Linked DNA regions of Mus musculus: regions 1, 2, 3, 4, 5 and 6 are each linked to region 7. The links are chromatin loops, found by intact Hi-C in ENCODE. Cell type or tissue: heart. All regions are shown on one strand.

Region 1 (4,000 bases), 260 kb before region 7:
TCACACTAAGAGACAAAGGACACCGGAGTCAAGATGATGAGAATAGAGTCTCCAGAGGACCGAGTTTATTTCCGGAGTAGAACTTCACAAACAAAGGAAGGGGAAAGATCACTTCCCTCTGAAGACACACAGATAAAGCTCCAGGGACAGAGGGAAAACAATGGCTTTAAAGCAAGGGGAAGAGACCACAGTGCTGTCCTGTGATATGGACGGTAAGAGTGGATCCTGGAGCAGGAGAAGCAGTTAGGAGGTTGTGTTGAGTCTGCAGGCTGCATCTTGGATCTTTCTCCTCCTCTTAGAAGCAGTTCAGGACTTTAAGGAGGGAGCTTAGCACACTTAGACTTCGATTTGAAAAGATGACCCTGACTGTACTAAGTATCACCGTCCAAGCAATAGACTGGACATTAGGATGCAGGGCATTAGGGCATTAAGAGATTATTGCCATAGCAGCATAGAGTATGGGGAAAGATATTTAAAGGGAAATGCCAAGATGCCTTGAGAGTTCCTGGTTGGCACAGCCTGATAGATGTCCTGTATGGCAGGCAGAGAGTGCTCCCAGGGGACCTTCAGGTGGGGGTTGAGTTCTGGGATGAACACTTTGAGTCTATAGAGTCTGTGAGATACTCAGATGAAGAGTATTATGGCTATTCATTTGTGTTTAATTCTCAGACAGAGGTGTGACTCAGACAGATGGTATAAATGAGAGAATCCTTGACTGGGGGTGGGGAGCAAAGCTGCGGCTAAGGGAAGATTCCCCCACATCCTGGCACCAGTTTCTCATGTGTATGTGCACAGTGTAGGAACATCTGTTTCTCCATGCTTGTGACAATTTGTCATATTGCTAAATATCTCGATCTTTTCCAAACTGACAGGTAAAAGAAAAAATGTCTCTATAGCGTTGGCTTGAATTTAACACACACACACACACACACACACACACACACACACACACACCCTTGATAACTTCATCCATGTATATAAGTAAGTCAGATCTTATTTACCTGCTTTCTCCCTTCCAACTCCTCCCATATCCCTCAACCATTACCTTCCACTTCCCTCCCAATTCCAGGAGCTATTTGTAGCTGATAGCTGTGGGAGGGAGGAGGAAGCTCTCACTTTCTTGAGCGTGTTTCCACAGGTTGGTTTCCTACATGCCACTAATGGATGGACCCCCGCACCCATGTGTGCATGGGTAGCACTAAATTAGAATTATCAAAACAATGGCCTGCATTTTGCAGAAGTGATGCTGAACCTCTTTTTCTTTGTTACTCCCTGAATTGTTTCATGACTTTTTGTGGATATAAAAGCATGTTATTATTTTTTTTTGGCAGAAATTCTATAGTTTCATCAGTGCTCAACCTGACTACCTCATCTCTGTATCACTGACCTGGACTTCTTCTGACTGGGGAATCATCTTCCATGGTTAGTCCCTCGTGGCTGTTTGGCCTTCTCAGAGGCATTTCTCAACACATAACTATTCCTCTGTGTGGCACTGATTCCCTGCCTCAACTTGGAGCCACCAGTGTAGGCTAAGACTGACCTATCATGTTCTACATTGCTGTCTTCTTCTGGAGTCTTTATGCTTTTATTATTTTCCTCCTTCCAATGCAAAAGGAAATAGTGACCTTTTTGTTACATCACAACTGAAGCCTTCACTATAAACTCTTAGCTATTTGGCTTGAGCACACTTCTTTATAACCAAAGGGGACCACAGAAACTTATGTATCAGGCAGAGCACAAGGGACACACACGTACTTGTTTCTGTAATTCCACACTCATTATGGGTTGTGCTCTTTGCTATTGAGATGTGCACTAAGTCATTTTAAAGCATTCTTGGGGGCTAGCACTAGGGGGAGCATGAGGCCTATTGTTCCACCTAGAAAAGGCCAGAATGAGGGTGCTGACAGGCTAGGGTATAGAAAACACTAGCAAATTAGAAGGAAGTTGATAGGGTGTGTCCTGTCTCTCATACTGAGTGTGTATTGCTTGGCAAAATATTCACCTGCAGCCAGAATCTGGAAAGGGCACGCATTGGAGGTCAAGGAGGTAGAACAACACTTCCTGTCCATCTGGGAATGACAGGGGATGTAGGCTCTTTGGGATTCATACATACACACTCTATGTAGAGTTGGTGTGTGCCACCTTACTTGGCCTTTGATATAATGTGTATGTGAAGTGATGCACTGGATACTTTGTGTGTCATAGGATATCTTTGCAGATGTGACAGGTGGCAGTTCATGATTAATGACAGAAAAGATAACCCAAACATGAATTTATACATTCTGATATCTGAGAGTAATTAAGTGAACTGGTATTCTAAATACAATGGCGAATAGATAGAAAGAAAAAAGAAAAGAGAAAAGAAAAGAAAAGAGAAAAAAGAAAAGAAAAGGAAAAGCTGAAATGTCTGGACTTATATTTTAAACTCTTGTTTAGAACTTAATAGTATTCCCATTTCCTTTTGCCTTACTTCAGCAATATCTCCTTCTTATATTTTGTCTCTTGATGTCTTTCATTTCTGGGTGTATTTGAAGACAAGTTCACATCCATTCCCCAGACTAAAAAGACTTTTGGTCTGACCATGCTCTCCCACCCCTGCTGTAAGCCCTGCCCACACACTCTCCATCCCTAAGCAGACTTCTTGAATGCTACTTGCGCATTTCATCTTCTTGCCAAGTCAGGATTTAATCTTCCACAATTCAGAGCCTGCTTATGTCACTCTGTGAGATGCTTTGGACAAAAATCTCAAAGGGCCCTTTAATTCCAACTTTCCATCTATGTAATTGCCTAATTCATAGTGACGATACATGTGTATTACTATAGAAATATTTTATACATTTAAGAACATCACTGTGTTTTCCCTCCTTGCATAAGGACAGCACGCGCACACACTTGTTTTGTATGCTTGCTGTATCTTGGTGACCTTTTATACAAGGAAGTTCCTTCTTTGATTGTACAAGTTGTTCCGTATACTGAGCCAACAAAACATGTAGCCAGTGTGCATCTAATGGACATTTGATTGTCTCTGACATTTGCTGCAGTGAATAAAGTTGTACATATGTCACTCAGTATGGGTGTGATCACAATCAAGGGGTAAAACTAGAATGGCAAAATCATTTCAGTCTGTATGGCCAAATTGGTATTATCTCTGCAAGAAGGAATGTATGCAAATGTTGCTCCCTCATTAACCCTTTTGTCTAGTTGTACAGATGGAATATAGTAATTCATTATTTCCTTTTTAGGATGAGCACTTTTTCCTATGGGCTTATGCTCTTTTTATTTAAAAACATTTATCATTATTAGTTTATTACTTATTATATACTTAGGTGTTTTGCCTATGTGAATACCTATATACCAAAAGTATGCCAGTGAGCTGCCATGTAGGTGCTGGAAATTAAACCATCTGGAAGAGAAGCCAGTGCTATTAACTGCTGAGCCTTTTCCCCGGCCCAGGCCTTGTGCTCTTTAAGAGCCTTTTAAGACTGTTTTGCAAATATTAATCAGGGTCCTGGAGAGAGGTCAAGAGCATTGGATGTCTGTGAAGAGGACCCAGGTTTAATTCCTAGCACCCACATGGTGGGCCATAACAGCCTGTAACTCCAGTTCCAGGGGATCCAACATCTCATCTACATGAACACTGGGCACACATGTAGTACATAGACAAAATATCCATACACATTAAATAAGTGAATGAATAGGTAAATGAATAAATAAGTAAATAAATAAATATTTAAAAATAAAAATATTGGTCAGGTCACATGACATTAGGTTGGCTTTTCTAAGTACTCAACCCTGCCCTGAGTACAGCTCTCACTACTGAGAGTCCTGTCCTCTATGTCCATTCTCTTTGTCAACTTGTCTTTTCCTACACACTCAGCATTCTAGACCCACTCTGCTTCCCTCTGTCTGTAAAACACTGTGTTGTACTTTGCCCATCTCTGGTACCAGTACCTTTCACCCTAAACCTCATACAGTTGATAGCTGTTCTCTCTCAGACTCC
Region 2 (4,000 bases), 1.3 Mb after region 7:
GGAAGGGCAACAACAAATAGTGTAAACAAAATGAAACTCTTGAGACAAACTCACATAATTTAAATATGTAAATGAGCACTTGCAAAATATTCTAAAGAAGTCTAGAACCAGAGAAACGGAGTTGTATAATTTTTCTCTCTCCAGGCTCATGTAAACAGAAATAAAATAAATCAAATAAAAGGAAGATGTTAGCTTGAGTTAACTGAGTAGATGCAGTGTCTCTGTCATCTCTTTTAGAAGAATGGAAATATATATATATATACATATATATATATGTGAGAAATGCCTACCCATCTTATAAAGCATGGTCTACGCTGAAGTTCAGCAGCATCAGTAAAACCCTCAAAGCTTAAAACACTTTCACTGTAAAGCACCCTGACATGAAGCATCCATACACTAGAAGGGGATCAGGCCTGGGGAAGGATTACAAGAGAGACACTTCCTAGCTGAGTGACTCAGAAGTGGCCTAGTCTTCCTGAGACTCAATTTCCTTCTTCCTAAAACAGTTAAGGATATTTCTCACCACGCACCGCAACAGAAAGGGTTAAATCAGGGGTAAGGGAGGAGTCCACTATGAAATGACCCCAAGGAGAAGCTTCACACCGTCCACTGATCTACTTCTATTGCCGATGGCTGCTATACTTTCCAGGTGCACGCAAACAAATCATCACAAATCACTCATGTCATCACATCTCAAAACTGTGTCAAACATCTGCTCACTCTTTGCTTGGGAAGCTGTATGCTGTGTGAGAAAAGCGAGGGCTAGAGGCAAAAATCCAGCTGCCAGAGAAGCAGCTGTCCCTTCCTGAGCCATCAGCCATCCCTTCCCACCTCCCTTCCCACTGGCTCCAAACTCAATTTCCTCCCTGTAAAACTGACCCTGGTGTCAACTTAGAACTGCTAAGAGTAACCAAGAGGGTTTGTGTCAGGTGTATGAACTTTTAACCGTTCCCATTTATCTCTCACCAAGAATGGGGCTGCTACATCCTATGATACAGAATATATTACACAAAATTAGGTTGAAGCCTAAAGTTGTTATCTCAAACAACTCTAAATCTAGACCAAAGTCCGACCAAAGCAGACCAAGTGGCAGGAGTGACATTCGCAGCCCTTTGACTCAGAAAGTATAAGTTCCTGTACTTTCTTTCATTGAAAGATCAAATACCATCGGCTATTTTAAAATTCAATGGCATCGTTAATAACTATAATAAAGAGCATCTACTATACTGTACTCTTCGTGGAGGCCAGTAAGATGGCTCTGTATAAAGTCACTTTCAGTCAAGGCTAATGGCCTGAGTTCAACTTCTGGTCCCCATCACAAATTGTCCTCCTGTGTGCAGTCACACAGACACACGCTCATACACATACATACACTAAATAAACAAACAAATAAAATAGTTTTAGACACTCTTCATGACTAGTGCAATCTAGCAAATGAGCAAGTCCCTGCTTCAAGGGACCTAAGAATACCTGGCTGGCCATGGGCCATGGGAGAGCACAAAGTGAGGCAGCCATACTACAAGACTGCACACAAGAAGGTGAACCCTGCTTCCATTGGCACCCCAACCAATTGGACAGAACCATGACAAAAACAAGCAAACAACACAGGAAAGAAAACCTGACAAATAAGCCCCAATCTACCATCGCTTTCCTGTTCTGGACCTGAAAATACTACTCTGTCAGACAGGGACAGGCAGCCCTGATCAACCTCTCTGTAAAGTCAAACTATGTAACAACCAACTCCAAATAAATGGGAGACTCAGTCTCCCTGCTCCTAAAGAAAAACATAAATTTCTTCCAGACAGATAAATCTAAAATCATTTATCAGTTACCTTTTCCATATTCACGTAAACAATTTTATTCAACAGTCTAGAATGCCTTTCCTTAAGGTTGATGATGAGAAGAATAAACCACTCAAAAGTTAAACAGAACACTTTAAATCAATAACTGTAAAACTAAACATCTTTGTGTTGTTGAGGACACATCACTTCACCCAGTAACCCTCTGACTACAACTTTTACTCAAGGGCTTTTAGAAACGAGATTCCTAAGTAGCTGACTTCAATCTAGCTGAGCATCGATAGATATAATATACAAAATATACAAATTAATAAACCACTTAGGTTGCAGCATAACACATACACTAGAATACACCTATTGACAGAATATTTACTTAGAACTGTAATATAAAATGTAAGTAATTTGCAATGACAAAGCCAGATGCCACTATAGACACCTAATGATATTCACCCTAAAACCCTGCCTAAGAGAGGCCTCTAGTGGCTATGGTCAGTTACTAACCACTGGGATCTACCTCATGGAGAATCTGTGATCGTGGTCATTCTCACTGCTACCTTCTTTTCTTTCTATAACCTCTCTAACTTTTACTCTTTCTCTGCCCCCACTCTCTTCCTTTCTCTCTACCTTATTACCTCTGTTGCACACACATAGCCTCTAGCAAAATATGTAGCTTTCAGTCACTGAATTAAAATGCCAATTTTTTTTTAATGCATATAAACCAATGAGCAGCACTTGTTCACCAGGAACACGTGGGAGGAAAGCCCTCAGTTTCCCGTGAGTACAGGGTGCAGCCATGAGGTACAAAGCCCCAAAATTTAACTACTACTCAGCTCACGGCAGCAACCTTCCTTTTAAAATGGCATCAAAGGTGATCTAAACCAGCCCAATGAAATGATGCTTTTAAAGGTTGCAAAGTTAGGGTTAGGTTGATGAGCCTTCACAAGGTAGGTTTTCCTCTATCTAAATGCACTCATCAACCAAGGCATAAATGGGAAGGCTAGGCCATCTTGGTTCTTTTTGATATGCGCAGAGCTCCCTGAAGTCTCCCTTTTTCTTACTGAGTGAGACCTCTCTGCTCCCAAACTTTTCCTTTCCTAACCTACCCTGCCAGCTACCACCTGTCTGGCCCTTAGGCAACATCCTGGTAGAGTATTTTATGGAAAGAAAAGAAATTGCTATCAAGAAATGAAGTAAAGAACATTACTGAATCAGGGACAACTGATTTAAGCCATGCTCTGTGCCACAAATGAATTATTTCACGTTGCTTATCTCCTATGACCACCCAGTTCCAAATACACACAGCTACAGGTGCCCCTGACCTGAAGCCACAGAACAACTGCTCCCGTGTATGGACAACCAGAGTCGGCCATATAACCGATGCTTAACAAAATGGAAAGTGTGAGGGAAGGTGCTAAGGAAAAGGAGGCAGAATGGAAAAAGTAAAATCTATATTCTTTTGTGATTTTGTTCTTTTCTTTTTAATCATAAGAAAAATAAAAACATTGTGTTTTAGACAGGGCTTCTATTACTGCAACAAAACACAATGACCAAAAACCAAGTTGGAAGGAAAGGGTTTACTTGGGTTTCCCGTCCAGATAACAATCCCTCATTGGAGAACGTTAGGGAAGGAACGCAAGCAACCTGGAGGCAGGAGCTGATGCAGAGGCCATAGAGGGATGCTGCCTATTGGCTTTCTTCTGCTGGCTTGCTCAGCCTGCCTTCTTCTAGAGCCCAGGTCCACCAGCCTAGAGATGGCACCACCCACAAGGTGCTGAGCCCTCCCCCATTGATGACTAATTGAGAAAATGGCTAACGTCTGGATCGCATGGAGCCATTTCCTCAACTGAGGCTCCTTTCTCTGTGATGTTTCTGGCTTGTGTCAAGTTGACACACAAAACCAGCCAGTACATGTTGCTTTGGGGTGGGGACAGGGGAAACAAAGGAAGCTGTGGCACTATCTTGTACTAGGACATTCTCCAAAGAGAAAAGCACTGATTCAACATAGAGAGGTGCTTATGAAGAACGGAAGCCAATCAGCTCAGGCATGGGAAGGGCAGGCCTACGAGAGGGAACCAATCAGTTCGGGCATGGGAAGGGCAGGCCTACGAGAGGGAACCAATCAGTTCGGGCATGGGAAGGGCAGGCCTACGAGAGGGAACCAACAACTAGGATGTGCTCCAGCTAAAAATCCCATTGACAGT
Region 3 (4,000 bases), 980 kb after region 7:
ATCCAGTTGGCTTGCATGTGGTCAATTTTGAAAGACTGTGGGTTTGATACCTCTTTAGGTTATCTATGTAATCACTGTAAATACCCTAATGGATACTGCATTTTCTCCCAGTTCTTAAAGATCAGAGCATGCTGATGCCTTCTGAGTTAAGGTTCATAATTTCCAACTTGTATACTCCAATGTATAATCTAAAAATTCAAAATCGATTCAGTGACCATATACTTGACTATTCTCATAACAAAAACCATTTTAAGAAAGATGGCAGGTATTTTTACAGCATGTTAGGTGGGTTTTTTTCCCCCAAAATTCTTCCATTTGATCATATCGTCCTTTGAGATGTAAGATATTCAGTAGAGGAAACACTGATCTTGTTCAATTGGCCAAGAACAAGCCATTACTGGATAATAAAGTTGGTCTAGAACCGACATGTCTGAATTTCTGACTCAAGTGAGGTCATTGAACCATACAGGCACAGTACTACCCTCTAATCTTCAAGGCACTCAAACCAGAGCAAATGTTATCTGTATCCATCTGCAAATTAGCTACAACTCTAATGAGCTTCTATGGACCTCATTACCCAGAAGACCTGGGCAGTTAAATCTCCCTAGAAGTTAAAAATAGTTTCAAGTAATAAAGGGTGCTTTTGATTGAGTTTTCAAATGTCATTTTATTAGTTTCTTAAATAAAATGAATGCCAACATCGGTTTATTTGTTTCTCATCTGGATGTTCCTACAAAACATTCATTGGCGTGTTCCTCTCCAAGCAGTAATGCTATTCTTTCCATGATTGCACAACCCAACCATCCAGCCAGAAAAGAGAAGAAGGTAACCCCTACAGCTGCAGTAACTGGGTCTATGCTCAAGGAATGACCACATTCTAATCAGAATTAATTCAGTGCAGGAGAGAAACAGACAATGGAGAAATATAGCGGTTAAAAATTCCTCCTTGAGAAGGCAACTGCTGAGGTTGTTTCTGTTACAGACTCAAATATGTGTGCACACAAAATAAACCCAATCCATTTCCTCATAAAAAAAAAATTCCTTTGTCTCAGCCAGAGGAATCATCACATGACTTGATTTTCCTTTAAGATTTTTTAAAGTTTTGCTATTGTACATGTGTGTATCTGTGTGGGTGTGTGGACATATGATTACAGATGCTTATTGACTCCAGAAGAGAGTCACAAGTTCCCTAGAGCTGGAGTGATTGGTAGTTGAAAGATGCCTCATATGGTGTTAGGAGTAGAAGTCTGGTCCCTTGCAAAAGCAATTGGCATTCTTAAACACCAAGTCACCTCTCTAGGCCTTATAACTTGGTTTTAAAGATCAATTCAAATTAATAAATCTAATTCTACCTCTGAAACTATCATTGTGATAAAAGCACACACCATACTCACATCTGGAAATTCCCAACATTTTTGGTTATATTTCCTTGAAATAAGAGTTTGTATATACCCACAGACATAAGTCTTTCTAAATATACATTTAAAAGATTATATTTAGAGAGACTCTGAAATTTTCCCAATACAGGTTTGTGTCTAAGATAGTAGAAATCCCTCTATGCAGTAGGCATGAAAACCTCTTGAACTATTTTAGTAAAACAGTATAGAACTTCTTTATATTGCTTATAATGATCGAAAGCCAGAAATCAATGTTATATTCATTCAAAACAACTTTGTGCCTGACTCCTAAGCAAACCAGAATTTTAAAAGCCTAGAATTTTGATGTAGGACTCCTGTTTCCATAGTTCTTAAAGTTTTCCTAGAACTCATCCCTATGGAAAGACAGGCTGTGGGGAGAATCTCCTAGAACTGATTTCACAAGCACATAGTAACCTCGTTGCAGAATGTCTGCCTTAGGATTGGTGGGGGAAGGGATGTTCACTGAATATATAGCATAGCTCTCTCCATAGCAACCACTGTAAGCAGTGCGTGAGCAGAAGTGGCGCAGGTTTATGTCTCTTTTGCGCCCCCTCCTGGCTGGTTTCATGGATTGGGTGCTGTGATCTCACCATGTTAGCAGCCTCAGAGCCGCTAGGAAGGTCCCTTTTTTCTCAGACTTTCAGAACTTGAGTGTCTGGACTTGTTGTGTCTTTGTTTTACTATCGTAGTGTGCCATTGAGCATTTGCTTGTGTTAACTGCAAGTGAAGGGTGTGCCAAATAGAGAGCCATCATGAATATGCAAAGTCCACTAGATAACAGCCCTGAGGGTGTTGGGTATGACTTAGGAGGCATGAATTACATAGTCTCTGTGTTCTAAAGCAATACAAAGTCAAGGAGGAAAAAATAACACACGTGCACATACATCAATACACACAAACATAATATGCAATATATACAAATATATGTATGTGTTTGCATGTTTATCATGATTTTAGGATAAGGTACTGTGTGAATGGCATTAATTTATATGTCACTGACTATTGTTTTGAGATCAGAGAGTGGAAAATTAACAACCAACAGGAACTTGGCTAAAACTCAGAAATGACTGTGGAGAGCAGGGAGTAATAGGAGAGGCTATTGCAAGATTCAATAGGGAGTAACTAGTTATCTATTCCCCGAGTGTCTCCATCCAAATGGTTCTCTTGCCACATACATGACTGAAAGGAAGCAATAGAATGAAACCATTCCTATTCCTGTCATAATGAAACTAACCATGCTCCAAATGAAAACGTATGCTCTTCCCAGAAGTGAAACTTTGTAGTAATTCAGTCACGACCACTGTCCCTGAAAATTTTCAGGCCCTCTCTATCTTAAACATAAACTGGTTTGGATGCTCTGCTTTGTATAGATCAAATCATAAACTCCACCCCCAGAAAGTCAACTTATGATTGCAGCAGGGTCTTTCCTTCATCCAAGTCTTTTCCTCTATGTTAGGAGATCCATGTCTTTCATCTGATTCAGATCAGAAAAGATGGGTAGGGTCCAACATTTCCACTGTGGTTGGTCATTCATGCTACTAGCCTACTAGTATCTTTAACTACTTAACCATTGTCATCAGTTTTGCATTCAGTTCTAGAGTCCTCATGACCAGCTGGCTGCTTGCATGTTGGGTTTTATAATTACCAGGCTGATTGTTCTAGGAGCCACAGCATGTTGCCTGGTAAACTAAGTGTGAATGTTTGACCTTAATCAACAGAGAACTCCAGAGTATGTGGTAGAATTGTCCCAATCTGGGCCACTCTTAAGAATGACAGTCTATTGATGAATATTGTGCTGCTCTAGGCAATAGTTTCTAATGTCTGATGAAATAAGCAGTAATTTCAATATTCAATCTTTTGGGGAACAAAGTTGAGAGATATCCAATCTCTCTATACGTTTTAACTTCATTTCTCAATAGATAATTTTTCCTAGTATTTCAACTTCATTTGGTATACCCCAGGCATGTGGCAACCACTTAAACAGGTTATAACCACCTCCAACACACTCAGACTAGTAAGTTAAATCATCCTTTCTGCATTTAATGATGAATGTATTTGTTCATTTAATAGTCATTCCGATTTTATAGGTATCAAAAATTCTAAGTAATAAAAATATAGTGCTGGATAGCTTAAATGTTAGTTTACTTGAAGCCTACATTTGATGGGTGAGGGGGAAAACAGTATCTTTTAAAATGTACAGTATTTTTTCCAAAGGTAATTAGTGCTCTAAATAGAATCACAGCAGGTAAAAGCACACAGAGAGCATGCAGTCATGTACATCTAAGCAGGGTACAAATTAGCCCCTCCAGGAAAAGGATGTTCAGTGAATACTAGATGGAGGGGAAGACGTATACAGTGAGAACATCTGAGCGATGGGCACTCCAGGACAAGGCCACTGCAAGAGCAGAGGCTCAACCGATGGAAGCCCATGGAGACTGGAGCCCAGTGAGCTCACTATATTTGTTAGTAAAATGTTCACACAGCTCGCTAACACTTTGTATCAGCAATTATGAGACAGTAGCCAGTTCATTACTGTTTCTCAAAAGTGTATGGATTAATGGAACAAAATGGACTCAGGCAAG
Region 4 (4,000 bases), 860 kb after region 7:
AGCCCCTTTTCTGCTAAAATGCAGGCCCAAACTCTTTAATTTACTTTGAATGTTTGTCTTTTCTTTACTTACCACTTGAAGGTCATTTGCCATGGGAATCAGCCCTAGCCCTTGGTCTCTGTGTCTCTACTGAAAATATTGTCCTTCTACTGTGTGGATACCCTTTGTGGAACATCCCTCCCTAATTACATTACAGGGTCTCTTAACCAAATGGTTTAAAAACAAAAATGTGGGAAAAACTTTGCAAAGTCACTAAACTATATAGATTAAGAAGTATAGTCAAATTGAAAGAATGCAATAAAAGTAATTTGTTGCCTAATTATAGAGAAAATAATTAAGGGTTGTCATAAAAATCTTATCATATGGTCTTGCAATACAAAAATAAGTCTATCCTGTGCATGAGTGCTAGACTGCATATGAGAGATAACCCAACATTTACAGGTGTTTTTAAATCAAAATGACTACCAGCACATTTCCTGACTTCTGGCCCTACAGAAAGTGGTTCGGACAATCTTCAGAATGAGTATATGATATAATGAAAAATACATGCTTGTCACATCAATCTAATAAAATCACAAAATACACAATTTTAATAAACTGCTCATACATATGTGTGTGGGTGTGTGTGTATGATTTTTCTTAGAACTTCCTCACCTCTACAGAGTCCTTACTAAAACTCATACACATCAATTCATAAAATTTAAATATCTCATGTTTCAATCTGAACAATATGAAGCAACAGGGAGGGTCTATTTTTAAAGCTTGCCTGTACACAAGACAGTATGTTCTGTACAAAAGCTAAGAGAGCATTGGTTAATCTGATGATGCTCAAGTCAATAAATGGGTTTTAAATGAGCTTCTGTTTGTCATTCATCCTTCCAATGATCTATGGTGCCTCTATCTTATGGCAGCAATGTTAATACAAGGCTAGTACAGAACCTATTTTAAGCTTAGTATCACATTTGCAGGACATATATGCACATTTTGTTCAAATCATAAATCATAGAGCCTTGATCTGAAATCAAATTAACAATCTTTAGTAGTTTAATTGTAAAATATTTAGCCTTCACTTTTATTATATGTAAATAAAAGAAAATCAGCCATTCTCTCATAGGGAATGAAGAGATTGGGGGTGGTGAGCCATTTAGGGGTAGTCAGTTACTAGCATAGACTAGATTACCAGTAAGTGTTGGTTCCTTTCCTCTTCAATCCAAATTAAAAAGACAGAGGCCAAGATGATTCAGAGAAGCACACAGCATCTCACAAACCATCCCATGAAGCAAAGGGGTACAAATCAGAGTCCTTTGTCCTTACTCACAATAACAGCCAATTAATCAGCTGAAATAGAAAGATCTATTCAAGGAGTAGATCCTGCTTCTAAATATTAGCTGGGTTGGGTACATACAATAACAGATCCTTGTTAAAGACTTCACCCCACCCAAAACCCCAGTTAGTGATCCAAAAATAGAAACTATCTGGGGACCAGACAAGGACAGACCAGGGTTTATCCACAGCCAGTAAAATCGCACAAGTGTCAGGGATGATGGGTCAGTAGCGCCATCTATGTGTGAGAGAAGTATATGTGTATCTTGGTAATATCTCCAGGTATGGCAGACAAAAGAGCCACAGTAGGAACACTGTGCACAGGCAGGGAAACTGGCCAGCTTGCAACTTCAATTTTTTTTAAAGCCAGCGGTTTTGATTTGGAGATAGGGATACTGAAACTTAACAAATGGGAGAAACTGTTGAAGAAACCTACTACCCCTTAAAAGACACGTTAGTGAGGAGCACATTGTAGTTCAGGTATATAGAATGGCATAAGGAGCTTAACCACTGCTTTTACTGAAACTTTATGCCTCACCACTCAGCCCCCAGCATTAGGTATGTAAGGTGCTGCACAGCAGCGGAACCTCACAGCATTTGTTTTGTTCTACTAGTTTCAGTCAGCACATTGTCCTTAAATCCCATCCAAATTGATATGCATTACAGAATTCCTTCTTGCCTGTGTGTGCCTGTCTATGTGATGCACTTGCTCTGCTCTGCACGAACAGTTAGGTCCTTTCCACACATTGGCCACTCTGAGTCTGAGAGAAGGCACAGGAACATACCAATTCTCTCCCTTCCCTCTTTGAGGTCCTGATTTCAATTCTTTGGGGAAATACTCATGAATGAAATGACTGTATTACATCATTTAGGTTTTTTTGATGGTTCTCCATAGTGTTGGCCATTGTGTCTACTGTTCATTCTCACTGTCACTGTTTTCTGGTTCCAGTTTGTCCACATCCATAACTGACACCTCTTTGAACAGCCCCAGGGACTTGGTCCTGACTGGGAACAACAAAGGAATGAAGAAATTACAAAGAGAAAACAGAAAAGCTCAGATGAGGTGGACTGCTCTTCACTGGAGAAACCACATCCCACCGCCCAAAGTCACTGTGTTTATAGAGTTGAACAGGGAAGTACGTTTAATGCATACATATCAAAAGGAGGCAGGGATTGTGGTAACAGCTGGGCCCAAGGGATAGTTTTACTTGGTAGGAACAGTCTTGATATGGAGACATCTTAGGCTATAAATGCCTGACATTGGAGGAGCTATGTATATATTTTCTGTACACACTATTCATGCTTTGTTCCCTGAGGGAGGCTTTGCTATCCCTCTGCAGGGCTTTGTCATTTTTCCATTGGTCAAGGCTATGGCATCCTTGACATGTCCATATCAGCAGTATCCATTCATTCAGGACATCCCTCAAACCGGGCTTCCTCTGCTCCCAATCATTAGTAATAGTTGACTTGCTTTACAATAGTCATGTGATAGACGTCACTGGATACTGTCATTTCTGCCTCTGTTGCCCTGATGACCGAGTGTGTTGAATGTGATTTTATATGCCTCTTGGATGCTAGCATGTCCTCTTTTGAAAACTTCCTATTGTCTGTTGAGCTTCAGAGTATCTACAATGACTACCATTGATACCTCTTATCTCCAAGATCAGAATCTTACTTTAAAATGTAATTTTAACATTCTAATAAGCTAAAATAAATATAATGTCCATCCAGTGACTATTGACAATTATGCTACTCCATCGGTGGTTCTTCCTATCTCACATTTGTAATTTTCATTTCTAGAAAAATGTAACTTTTGGATTCTACTAAATTTAATCTCTTTTATTTGCATTTTGTAATTGCATTCAGTGTCTTCTGTAGAACATATTTCTTCCAGGTAACTACAGCAAATAAAAAAAAAAGATCATTGCAAGTATGAATTAGCTGAATTTGTCTTTCATTTTGTAGTTTTCAGGCATTATTTTTTCTTCATAGTAATAATTACCATAGGTGTGTGACAGTAAATACATCTACATTGAGTATAATAGTATTCTTATTTTTAATCATTAATGTACCAAATGTAAATCACTGTTCAATTAAACCTGTCTAAAATAGTGTCTAAGAATTCTTCCTTAGTCAATTGCAAAAGGGGAGAAGAAGCCATTGGGGAGAGACAAGACTTCATATCCATCCTGTTGACTGAGTAAGCCTTTGGCAGTACTGTATATCGTATGTCCCTTGACATTTCCTCTAGTATTTGATAAAACCTAGCATTCCTAATATATTAGTAGACTTACAATGCAGTTGAGTTTTTCAGGTTGTAAAGAAAAAGTAGAATTGTGTTTCAATAAATATTCTAACAAAGTTTATTTTGTTCCTTTGAAAATACATGGATCTCCACTGACAAAATTTGGAAAATATCTAGACAGGAGACTAACAATTACTGAATTTCAACTGTCATCCAGATATTTTATTTATGCACTTCTCAGTCTGCCCAGTAGTCAAGCATGTTTTCATTAACAGGAGAAAAAGTGAAGCTTTGAGTTGTAAAATAGTTTATAAAAATCTAATGACATGAACAAACAACAGCTTCAAGATCTATGTTCCAAATAGTCCAACTTCAGTGCATATGTTTTCTCTACTAGCTTATGCAACACATATAAAGAAACCATATGAGGCA
Region 5 (4,000 bases), 200 kb after region 7:
TAAGATACCATCATAAATGTGTTCGTAAAGTTGGGTACATGCTTTTCTATGTGTGCGCTTTTAAAACTTCCAGTAGAGATGCACAAGAATGGAACTGAACCTGTAGATGGATTCTCTTCAGTGGTCCCAAAGCCCTTATAAGCTGCTCTCCTCTGGACACTCATGGTACATTTCCAGAAGTCTCAGTTTTTCTTCTCTGGAAGCTGACTATTGACTTCCTACAACATAAAACCTTACCTAGTAACTTATTTTGGTTCAAATAATTGATACTTGACAGATCAGATGTAGATGTCTGACTCATTGGTATTTTGATAAGAGTTTATACGGTACATGAAAATAATGGCTGGATCAGAAAAATTAAAGGGGCATAAATGAGGAGAACTAGGTTTACAGATTTTCAGCCTGTTAACTTTTTCATATTTAGTTCTTGCCTTTATCTAATGAAGATAATGAAGGCTACTCTACAGTATGCTCACATGAGCAACAGAGCTCACCAGTTTTCTCCCATTGAACCTGCTAGCCAGTACTCACAGATGCTCCTGCCCTTGCTACTGAGTCCCTGAGTATACAGACAAAGTTCTGGAATCATAATTCTGTTAATATATGTAACCAGTGAAGGGTCATAATTTATTTTATCTAGTGATTGATCCGCATTGCTAAGTAGTCAGGCTACAGAAGGCTCTTGTAGGTTCTCTGTTCCAGGAACCTAGAGTTATGTCTAGTTGAAAGGTTGAACAAATATAACCAGTGCAGCAGTCTGTTGCATTTCCCACTTATTTATGTTGTTCAGATTTCTGTTGTGCACGGAAGACAGTTCTCCAGGGTGTGAGAACAGTGGAACAGCATTTACCCAAGATTGTTTATGGATAGTGACCCAGTTTAGTTGTTCCCAGGCTTGGTAATCTCTCAGTGTATCACTGTGAGTGCTGAAGAGGGGAGGGCGCTTGTGGAACACAGTGGGGATGACATACTTCCTAAGCCTCCCTCCTGCTGAGTGCAGCCAAAATGCTGCACATGAATCTAAACAGATGTTTCTGTTGTTTAGGCCGATGAAGTTTATAGAGTGCATGTTTATCTTTGAAAAGAGAATGTGGAGAGTTCATTCAGTCTTGAGATCCAATCTTTCCGGACATTGGGCTGCCTAGTAAAGTTGGAACAGAGACTGGGAGAGCACATGAAGTCATTTGGGGGATGTCAGAAATGCTAGTCCTTTTCTAGTGGGTAGGAAAGAAATAAGACACATGGAAGTTGTTTTGGCTCAAAATGGTTGATATTTTAAAATATAGATTATGGAAAATAGTGTGCAATTTAATCAATTTACTGAGCCTTCAATATAATGGGCACGCAGAAATCATTCCCCATGTTAATTCAGTGGATGTACAATAAAGGCATCAGAATTCCCAACACATACTTTTAAATGAAAATGTCCCATATCATTATATGAGTCATCTCTGATTTAAAGTGCTGGCCACAGGAAATGAAGCCTTCACTGGTCCAATTCAGCATTTGCTGTAACGGTTTTAGCAGAGAAGGCAGATATGAGAGGCAGTTACAACACAGCACTATGAATCATGTATACAGGACTTCCGCTAGCAGATTTGTCTTTTCTTTACCACCCATCAGATCACATTCAGATATCAGAAGAATACAGGAAGAATTGAGAGTGGGGATCTTTTTCTCGAGGGTAAAGACAGAAAGATAGAATGTCTGTTTTGCATCTGTCACGGAGCGTGTTATGGCTACGCCAGCAGTGATCTGCACAGGAAGGGCCCTGCACTTGATCTAGTGCTTTGTTAGTGTTTTGAATTTATTAATACTCTTTGATAAAAGGCTCCACTTTTGCCAACTCTCATTGGGATCCTCAAGTTATATTAGAAAAGAGGACTACATCATCCTCTTTTGAGAGAGTGGAAGGAACATAGTCATAGGACTATTTGAGAGAAGATTGTGGTATCTGGAGCTGAGATGAACATCTATTAGCCAACTGAGGATACTGAGTGGTCCAGTAACATGGGGATTTCTCTGGAGTGCCAAGGCTGTAGGCAAACATCAAGATATCTTACTAAGCCCGTTATTCCGAAAGCATAGTTTTGTCTTTGTCTTAATTCACCACCTACAGAATATAACTTAATGTTTAGATGGATAATGTAGGCTATGGTAGTCTTCCCAAGGGTTACTGTAATAATCATCACTCACAGCATCTTGAACCGCAGAAATAGATTATCTCATAGTTCCACAGGCCAGAGGTTCAAAGTCACATGCTGCCAGAGCTGACTTCTGGGGCCTCTAGAGAATCTGACTCTGGCCTTTCTCCTTGGCTTCCTGTGCTCGCTGGCAGTGCTTTAGTCTGCAATTTGCAGATATATCACTTCACTTCCTCCCTAACTGCACATGTACTGGGTGATCTCCACCGTGCTTTCTGCTCCAAATGGCCTTCCTGTAGGAGGATTCCAGTCAGAAACGACTTAGGGAACATCTTCTCAAGCATGGCCACATCTTAAATTCACCTACAAAGGCCTTCTTTCAAAATAAAGTATCATTCAGAAGGTTTTCATGGACAGAATTGTTAGGGAGACTGCTTATCCCATTATAATTACTAATGATCTTTTATGAAATTATTTTCCTGTTTAAGCTATTTCAGTCTTATTGTGCTATTACAACCATGAACCTTGATGACCTGGATGAACATTTTTTGGGTTGTTTGTTTGTTTGTTTTTGGTTTTGTTTTGTTTGCAGAGATCTGGATTGGCTGTGGTGAGAGGAGGTCATTTCAAACTTAAATATGTCTCATGTATTGAATACAAAATTTTAATTTTTTAAATTATATATATTCTCTGCCTGTCTCTGTCTGTCTGCCTGTCTGTCTGTCTCTCTCTCTGTGTGTGTGTGTGTTTGCAATGGCACATACATGTCTTGGCACATAGAAGTCAATGGACAACTTGAAGGCATAGACTCTGTCATTCTACCATGTGGGTTCTAAGGATTGAACTCAGATAATCACACCAGCCCAAATAACAAGCTTTTAATAAAAATAAAAAGGAGGAGTGAAGGAATGGCATCTACATGATGTGCAAAGCCACCAAGGCTGATGGATAGCTAGACACTCTATCTTTGATATTTAGCATATGGAGGAGAATGGAGAAACTCAAGAGTTGAAATAAAGGGTTTGAGACACAAAAGATGAAAAGGATATAAATGGTGAGGTGGTTTAGCGGGTCAAGGCTCTTGCCCCCAAGCCTGATAACCTGAGCGGGATCCTCAGAATTCACAAGGTAGTAGGATAGAACTGATTTACTGCAAGGTTTCCTCTGATATGGACATATATGCTTCAGACACACACACGTTCACACACACACACACGCGTGCGCGCGCGCACACACACACACACACACACACACATGCACACACACACACACGAACACACATGAACACACACACACTGAATAAATATGTATAATAAAAATATAAAGACAGAGTGTAAAAGGACCAGGGAAAGACAGGATCCCTTGGATGAATATTATCGTCAGCAGTGGCAGCTATTGGCGATCTTCACAGAAAAGTGACATGAATACATTTACATTTTTGGATAATCTCTGGGCAAAGGTAAGAAGCCCAATCAATGTGAAGCAATGGTGAAGGCAGGATTAATCAAGAGAAACTATGATACAGTCCAGGACATCTTAAGCCTTTAGGTCAAAGCAGGGGTGATGGCAGTGCTGGGGTTGATTGGGTATAGAATTGATGGGACAGGTGAGCTTCTAGAAGCAGGAAGCAAGAAAGAGAAAGAGAAATAGGATGATGTCAAGGTTGGACAGGAGTTCCTTTGTTCTGTGAGAATTAATCAATTAAGCATTACATTAACCACTTTTCATCATCATTTTAGGAATTAGTCTCTCAACATAATTGGTTCTATTTACATCTGGGGACAGAAAAGTCTTTGTTGTGTATGCGAAAGGCAATGTCTTATAAATCTAAGTTCTTCAGTAGTCTCTCAGGATCA
Region 6 (4,000 bases), 1.4 Mb after region 7:
TTTTCATAAGGTGTTTCATAAGGGTTTTCTTTAGCACCAAAACCCTCATCTCACCAACCGCTGTCCTGCAGTGCAAGCTTGTCACTGAGTCCAAGAGCAAGGCCATCAGTCAGACGAGCCTTTCAGCAGGAGGAATGTACAACAGAAGGCCATTCGCTATGCTGACGATATTAATATCATTATTCAGAGAAAAGTTTGGGACCTGTCAAAAAGCTATGCCTATGCCCCTCCAGGTTTGAAACTAATCTGGAAAAGACGCTTCTTAAAATAATATTCAACAGTGCTTAAGGTATTCAGAGAGCAGTGCATGAGGGGGACCAGAAGAAAGCACAAAAGATGGCCTGAAAGTGTGGAGGAGAGTCCATGGAGTCTCCTGGCCTTCCGTCTCCACCCAACGAGTGAGGACAGATACCAAAAGCCAACTGGCAAACACAGGCACGTCGCAAGATGCATCTTCTCTCTCGCCTCAGGATTATCCTTCTTCTCCCTCCCAACTTCAGCATCCTAAGGTATCTGGTTATAAAACTCCATTGGTGTTAGAGAAGAGAAGAGCTAAGCGGTTATATTAGCTCTCCAAGCTGCTACAGCAGCCACACATGTATGGATGCAGTAATGGAAAATCCCCAGTGCCTGAGAAAAGGCAGATGCCGGCCGGGCAGGAGACTCCTTCAAGTTCTCTGTCTCACCTAAGTTTCCTGCAGTCAGTGGGCCAAAGAGAGTCTAAGAAACACAGCCCAGCAATATTTATAGCAGTGCAGAATGGCACTGTGCAGATTGTAGCTTTAGGAGTTATTTGTGTTTATGTGGAGGGGTTTTGGGTAGAGGCCAGAAAACTGAAGAGTGGGCCATGAGGGGTAGGGTTGGGGGATGGTTTGGGAGGGGTGGGGAGGAAAATAGAAGACATGGGGTATAAAAGTGGAAGTGAGGATTCTGGTGAGGGGAGGGTTCAAGCAGGAACAAGGGGAAGGGAAATGGGGAGGCCAGAAAATGTGGGGACAATGCACAGAATCATCCAAAGCTATGTATGGATGAAAACGTTGCCATTAAGAAACCTGTTATTTTGTGTGCTAACTTAAATATATTTTTAAAGGAAAAAATTATAAATGCATACAGCAGTTTCATAGAAGACATACACCTAGCACACAGGGTCAAAGAAGACTGTTGCATATGCACGTGGCCTTCAACAGAAGAGTACCTTCTCCCCACAAACTAAATAATATAAACTATTCTCTCAATCTTTGCTTCCCTGGAAGTCTGCTAGCTCCATCCGATGCTGCTCTGAGACAGATCTCAGCGCCCACCACATTTAAAGCTGCCATTTGGTACACAATGAATTGCTGGGGACATACCATTCCATTGCTCTTAATTTCCAAGACACTCAGTTTGTTCTATCAAAGGACAGGGAAGGAAAAGAGAAACGGTTTGAAGCTTTTTATTTCCCACTCATCCCGGCCATCTGAGTACAAAACAAACCTGTAGCTCCCCGTTTAGTGTGGGCTCTAACCATGCCGCCCTTTCACGGTGATACGAAGCAGCGTCCAGCTTTCCAATACTACATCAGTAAACCTGCAAAACTTCCATCTTTACCTCCTGATGGATGCAAAAAACTTAGCCACGGTTCCACACCAGCACAATGCTCAGCTCTCATTGAAAAGCACAGACTGCCACCTACTGGCCACGAGCCTCTCTGCACTATACGCACAAGGCTTCTCAGAACAGGAAGCTGGGTATCTCCGGCTGCTTTCTATTGCTGGGAAAAAAAAAAAACACTGTGACCAAAAGTAACTGGGAAAGGAAGGGGGTTATCTCACCTTACAGCTTCTTGTCTGCATGAAAGGAAGGCAGGGCAGGGACTCAAGGCTAGAACCGAGATGCGGGAACTGAGCCACAGACCATGGGAGAAAGCTGACTAAGTGGCTTGTTCTCCAACACTTGCTCCACTTGCTTTCTTACACAACCCAGGACCACAGGCCCAGGGATGGCACTGCCCACAGTGGGTTTCGCCCTCCCACACAGATCATTAATCCAGAAAATTGCCCCACAGGTGTGTCCACAGGCCAGTCTGATGGGGGCATCTTCTCGGTCAAGGTTACCGCTTCTCAGATAACTCTAGCTTGTGTCGAGCTGTCGAGAACCAACAGAGTCAGCTCATCATAAAAAAAAAACAGTATCTTCAACTTTATTTTTACAATTTGTTTTTGTTTGTATAAATTATTTAAACTCCACAAAATAATGGTAAGCAGACATGTTTATGTGAAACTGAAAATTTCCTGGAGTACACTCAAAAGAGCAGAGGTTATTTTTGAAGTATTTATTTGATTTTTGTATGTTTGTTCCTTTCTTTTTTCTTTTTTTTTTCTTCTTTTTCATGCCATGAATCAGAAATATTTCTGTGAGCTCCCCAACATCCACATTACCTTTTAGTTCTGAAAACAGAACTTGATCACAGAGCAGTAACTTAACTGTCCGTCCCCATCAAGTACAGACTGTTTGAGATTTGAACACACAACCCACAGCACCTTTGCACACTGGCGCTACGAGTTACTCTGACACAATGCTAAAGCTAAAGATGTCCAGATGAAAGACCCTGACTCTGGATCTGGCCTTCTGCCTCACTTTCACGCTTTCCCAGATATAATCTCTAGCATACACCAGGCAATTGTGTTTAAATCTGTCTGTCCTGAGAAAGTTCTGAGAAATGGCTGCTCTGTTAATATCTAACTGCGTGCTTACTGGTGTTTATTTATGTGTTTTTCTGATCATGAATTTCTGACCTCAAACAACCTTCCTTAGATCATTGCTGTCTTTGTTACATTCATGTATCAAAGTTCACTGAAATTGAACTAAAATTGTCTACAGCATTAGACTGTGGTCTGCCCCATCCTTTAAGGTCCTCAAATCTCAGGTCTCGCAGACAAATCTGCATAGTTGAGTGAAAGCTGACAATCAGCATACTGTGGGACTCTAACATGAAGATCTGGGGTAGAATAGTCAATCTATGACTCTCAAGCTCAGGGTAGAGGTATAAATTAGAGGAAGAAAGTCAGAAGTTGCTAGTAGGACAACAGGAGAAAACGTGGATGAAATGCCCCACATAGAATGGATTCGGTAAAGAATCATACATGTGACCTGTGGGGAGAGTCAGGAAAACTGTCCCCTACATCACACTGAGTCAGCTGAAGAAGGAGTGCCCTCAGAAGCTGCACCACACAGAGAAAACACCAAGTTGTAAAACAGCACAATTCTACCTTTTGAATATTAATATATACAAACCTATTCAGATATGCTCCAGGTACAAATATTCCGATGCGCCCAGTGATCATCTCTGGAAATACCTGAAGGATGCTTACCCTCTCCTCTATATGTCCTGAAACAGTATACAATGCACACTCATCTCTCTGAAATCAAATGTATAAAAGTTTCTCTTTTTTTTTCTCTAAAGATTTAAAAGTTGCTAAGAGTCTGCAGTACAGAAGACAGCCTTCTAACCAACTTCTTTCACTCTCAAAGGCTCACAGAACACACAGCCAGGAGGAAGCAGAGGATTGGAACCCCGTTATCAGTGGCAGAAAAAACAAACATGCTGACTGTTCTCAGTACACCACACGGAACTCAATACCCCGGACCTCAAGAATGGTGCAATGGGGAAACACAATACTTTTGTTAAAGCTTTTAACCTCCCTCACTGCCCATTCAGAACACACCTGAGCACTCCGGGGCAGAAGCCACGGGCAGATAGATGACTGACATCAACTTCTAAGCCTGAATGTACCTGCTTTGAGATTAGGCAAGAGTGAATGAAGAAATAAAGCATGGGGCACCTAAGACGCATCATTAACAGTAAAAGAAGAAACGCATTCATTAGCGAGTCAGAGGGCTGAGCATTCTTAGAATCAAGGTAAGCTCGGACGGCTCTACCTCCGAGTGAAAAGGCAATGAAATCGGCCTGTAGAAAGGAAATGTGTGCCATGCAAGAGACACAGATTGGCTGTGAGCAAAG
Region 7 (4,000 bases):
TGAGGGGGGGAGTGGTGTCTCCCCACTTAGAGAATAGGATGCAACTGCCCAAGAAGTGGAAAGGTAGAAGCTCTGGCTGGGCCCTCTTGTCAGGATCCCCGCCCTGGCAACTTTCTAAAGCAGTTGAGTCTTCAGCCTCCTAGGACACATCGCACGTGTGAGTAAGGAGCTAGTCTGCTCACAGGCTACTCTATTTTCCAGCTTCATTTTCCTCAGGCTTTTTGATGGAAGCTTAAAACGCTGTACAAAGTAATGAGAGTGGGGCTGAACTATTGCTTTTTTTTTTATATAAAGGCAATGTATTTAATATATGACCAGCCACTTTGACGTTATTTTAAGAAGACTCAAAATTATCAGCCTTTGAAGAAAATCATTCCTGGTACTTTATCAAGAAAATATTTTTTATTCTCTCTCTGTCTCTCTCTCTCTTTCTCGTTAAATTCAGAGAGAGCTACGTAAACACTCTATCTTTGAGCTTTATTGAGAGTATTCTCGCCGGGAGGTGGTGGCGCACGCCTTTAATCCCAGCACTTGGGAGACAGAGGCAGGCAGATTTCTGAGTTCGAGGTCATCCTGGTCTACAAAGTGAGTTCCAGGACAGCCAGGGATATACAGAGAAAGCCTGTCTCAAAAACCAAAAAAAAAAAAAGGAAGAAAGAAGAGTATTCTCCTCTCTTACTTGTCCCCCTTGCTGCAGGTGCTTGCCTCAGTGTCCCCCCCCCCCCAAGACGGAAGAACTAAGCCACTGACATCTCTTAGGGCGAGAGCATTCACAGTCAAACGAGTGTTCAAGGCCTGAGCCCATCACGATCATTACCTCTTAATCCCTTTATTTCCAACCCCCTATGGCCCCTTTCTTGGCCTGAAGGCTGTAAGGTGTGTAGAAGAGCTCAGGGTGGAGGTGGTGGCTCACAGATGTAATCACATCACTCCAGAAGAGGTTGATTTTTAGGTCAGTCTGAGCTATATAGCTAGACTGTCACATGCAAGCTCATGTGAGATTGTCGTACACACAGAGGCACGCGAGCACATATACACAGACAATTTCATATATACAAAATGTGTTGCTAGGTAGCATTCATGGTTGGACATGTCCTGAAAGGAAGCAGTGGGATTTGAGAACAAGGTTGGGATCCAAGTCTCCTTTTCATCGCTCAATCCAATTTGGCCTAGGTTCGGCCTATGCTAAGAAAGCCTGGCTTCTAGTTTCTCCATTTTGTGGACTCACAGCTCCACGGGGCACCAGCAGGGGGCGGCGTTGTCACGCAGCTAGATTTGCGTGGGCGACACCCCTGCATCCCATCCCTCAACTCAGGTTGGGCTTCTAGACCAGGGCTCCCTAAATTCAGAGGCTGATTCTCTGAAGTTGTCTAGGGTCATGGGGGTAATGGCTGTTCATCTCAGGGCCTCTCCTCTCTACCCTGACTGCCTCGTTCGGCTCACAGCCTCTACCTGGATCAAGGACTGCAAAGCATTACTTTGAACGGAGGCAGCAGCGGGGCGGCGGAGGAAGTGGACAAGCGAAAGCAGGGAGCTTTCTAGCAAACAGTGCGGTGCCAGAGCGCAGAGATAACCTTTTCCAACCCTTAAGCACTCCACTGGCGACTGAAGCTGGAGGGGGAGAAACTTCTCGTCTTTTAAATTTGCCCTTAATGGCCGGTAAGAAGCCAGAGCCTACTTTGATCATTGACGTTTTATCCGCTTAAGAACTGAGAACCTTAGAGGCTGCGAGGAACGCGCTTCTCCCAAGTCTGAGCCGAAGGACCGCCACCCTGGCGGCCGCTTTTCGTGCACTGCTGGGGTTGCGCTCCGAGACCCCGCGGGTTGGCCGCGAGCCCGCGGAGCTGTGTGATAGGAGACGCGCGCCTGCCCAGCTCGCGGGCAGCAGCTGGACGCGCACTCAGGCTGGCTGGCTGGTACCGGACTCCCCACCCCACCCCCACCCCCCCACCAGCACTTCTCGAGGTTTCGAGAATCGAAACTCAGTTCTCAGCAAACCCTCCCCCTCCCTCACAGAGACTGACGTGCGTGACCAGTTGCCTCTGGAGACCACACTTGGCCCAGGGTCCAGAGTGGAATCGGCGGTCTAGCCACAAACGGACACTGTTGAGGGAACCTCCAGGAGACCCAGTTACGCGGCAATGACGCGCTCCACCCGGCCAGAAGGCTAGGCTTGGGAAGTTTCTATAGTTGCGTGATTTTTAACCCTGATCCGGTTTTGATGGCCATCTATCACATTTGAGGCAAAGTGTCTCCTCTTTAGGGGTGTGTGTGTGCGCGCGCGCGTGTGTGGACGTGCAGAAATGGATAAATCTACACGTAGGAGCCACAGGCATCTGTCTGTGCTCATAGCCAGGGGCTGCGCACCCTGGCCTAGCTCCAGCAGCTCTGAGCTCCGGCGACTGTCCACCCAGCGCTGGGGGCGGTGCTCTATGCAAATGAGAGGGTGTGGCGAGCGCTGCGCGCTGGGGCCCCGGAAGCGCGGAGAAGCCCGGTATAAAAAAAGTACTGAAGACATTTCCCCCCGCACAACTGCTAAAGCTCCAGAGACGCGAGTGTGCGCGGTGGCATCGGCGGCGTCGAGAGCCGCCACCTCCGAGACCACCGCAGCGGGGGCGCGGGCGGGGCGCGGGCAAGGGGCGGGAACGCTCAGGGCGCGGCGGGGGTCGGCGCGGAGAAGTCGCGGGCCGCTGCCGGGAGCGCACTCGCAGCTCCTGCGAAGTGTGTCCGCCTCGCGGTTCCTCGCTCGCCTGCGCTCCTAGAAGGGGCGGCCGCCTCCAGGTGACACAGACGGGACTCTCGCTTGTGCTTTCCAGATGCATCAGAGATACTTTTGGTGCGGGGCTGCTCTGCGGGGCGCGGCGCGCGGCTGGGCATTGGGGTCGGTGAGGGTTGGGGGAGGAGGGCTACTATGGGCGTCACGATCGGGGAGGGGAAGCCCAGGCCCCTCGGCGGGACCCCTGTCCCCTCACCCGCACACCTCTCTGCCGCTCCCCTAAATCCACTCTTTCCTCTTAGGACTGACCAAGGCCAAGTGGCTTTCGGAGGGCACTACATGGCCGAGGGCGAAGGGTACTTTGCCATGGCAGAGGACGAGCTGACCGGCGGCCCTTACATCCCCCTGGGTGGTGACTTCGGCGGCGGCGGCAGCAGCTTCGGCGACCGCTGCTCGGACTATTGCGAAAGCCCCACGGCGCACTGCAATGTGCTGAACTGGGAGCAAGTGCAGCGGTTGGACGGCATTCTGAGCGAGACCATCCCGATCCACGGGCGCGGCAACTTCCCCACGCTCGAGCTGCAGCCAAGCCTGATTGTGAAGGTGGTGAGGAGGCGCCTGGAAGAGAAGGGCATAGGTGTCCGCGACGTGCGCCTCAACGGCTCAGCCGCCAGTCACGTCCTGCACCAGGACAGTGGCCTAGGCTACAAGGACCTGGACCTCATCTTCTGCGCTGACCTGCGTGGGGAAGAGGAGTTTCAGACTGTGAAGGACGTCGTTCTGGATTGCCTGTTAGACTTCTTGCCCGAAGGGGTGAACAAGGAGAAGATCACACCGCTCACTCTCAAGGTAAAGCCACCTGATGGGCTTGGGCAGAGCAGGGGTGGGGAGAAAGCAAGCCCAGCTTGCCTTGACTGCCGTCAGTATGGCCATAGTGAGTTCGTTTATTTATTTTTTTATTATTTTTTTTTCACGAGCGCACTAATGCGCGTGAGTGGTGTGGAGTGTTTTAGTTTCCTGGGAGATCCAGCGCCACAACTCTGTGCTTCCTCCTCTGCGTTTCCTTCTCTTCCTTCTCTCTATGGTTTAACTCTTGACTTTCCTTGCTGGACTCTTGTCCAGAGTATAACGTGATTGGTGGAAGGATGGAATGATGTAAATAATTTTTTTGAGTCATCTTGTAATCTAGACTTTGGGAAAAATAGCAGCCTGAAGCAGAACTGAGTCAATGGTTTTTATTATATTGGAAAATGTGAATCGATCCATACTCCACTGACTTCGGCG

The links. A loop is a pair of places that touch in the nucleus more often than their neighbours do. Peaks named below come from ENCODE experiments on the same cell type or tissue, not always from the same donor. Only the 100,000 strongest peaks of a DNase experiment are listed, where the experiment ranks them.
Region 1: a loop joins it to region 7, with 5 times the contacts of the local background. A loop is called at or near these places in 9 of 42 quality-filtered maps.
Region 2: a loop joins it to region 7, with 4 times the contacts of the local background. A loop is called at or near these places in 8 of 42 quality-filtered maps.
Region 3: a loop joins it to region 7, with 14 times the contacts of the local background. A loop is called at or near these places in 14 of 42 quality-filtered maps.
Region 4: a loop joins it to region 7, with 13 times the contacts of the local background. A loop is called at or near these places in 16 of 42 quality-filtered maps.
Region 5: it touches region 7 in a loop (2.1-fold over the local background); 3 of 42 quality-filtered maps call a loop at or near these places.
Region 6: a loop joins it to region 7, with 5 times the contacts of the local background. A loop is called at or near these places in 17 of 42 quality-filtered maps.

Annotation. Positions count from the first base shown.
Region 1 is chr9:85,586,156-85,590,155 of GRCm38, reverse strand. No RefSeq gene overlaps it. Among named protein-coding and RNA genes, the nearest start is that of Gm25125, 120 kb to the right of the region's middle. In heart, a CTCF peak has its summit at 1,840; no DNase peak of the experiment used is centred here; H3K27ac peaks cover 363 bases.
Region 2 is chr9:84,018,102-84,022,101 of GRCm38, reverse strand. All of the region lies in intron 8 of Bckdhb (branched chain ketoacid dehydrogenase E1, beta polypeptide), which reads right to left. All of the region lies in intron 1 of Gm46124 (a long non-coding RNA gene), which reads left to right. Among named protein-coding and RNA genes, the nearest start is that of Gm46124, 4.7 kb to the left of the region's middle. In heart, a CTCF peak has its summit at 2,277; no DNase peak of the experiment used is centred here.
Region 3 is chr9:84,341,832-84,345,831 of GRCm38, reverse strand. No RefSeq gene overlaps it. Among named protein-coding and RNA genes, the nearest start is that of Gm26146, 160 kb to the right of the region's middle. In heart, a CTCF peak has its summit at 1,978 (motif pointing left); no DNase peak of the experiment used is centred here.
Region 4 is chr9:84,464,495-84,468,494 of GRCm38, reverse strand. No RefSeq gene overlaps it. Among named protein-coding and RNA genes, the nearest start is that of Gm39388, 120 kb to the left of the region's middle. In heart, a CTCF peak has its summit at 1,546; no DNase peak of the experiment used is centred here.
Region 5 is chr9:85,124,278-85,128,277 of GRCm38, reverse strand. No RefSeq gene overlaps it. Among named protein-coding and RNA genes, the nearest start is that of Tent5a, 200 kb to the left of the region's middle. In heart, no CTCF peak of the experiment used is centred here; a DNase peak (open chromatin) is centred at 2,327.
Region 6 is chr9:83,954,810-83,958,809 of GRCm38, reverse strand. All of the region lies in intron 3 of Bckdhb (branched chain ketoacid dehydrogenase E1, beta polypeptide), which reads right to left. Among named protein-coding and RNA genes, the nearest start is that of Gm29163, 18 kb to the right of the region's middle. In heart, a CTCF peak has its summit at 1,674 (motif pointing left); no DNase peak of the experiment used is centred here.
Region 7 is chr9:85,325,824-85,329,823 of GRCm38, reverse strand. Tent5a (terminal nucleotidyltransferase 5A) reads left to right here and starts at 2,674. Exons shown (of 3, transcript NM_001160379.1): 1 at 2,674-2,781; 2 at 3,019-3,565. The coding sequence starts at 3,056. In heart, no CTCF peak of the experiment used is centred here; DNase peaks (open chromatin) are centred at 1,283, 2,393 and 3,133; H3K4me3 peaks cover 2,866 bases; H3K27ac peaks cover 2,714 bases.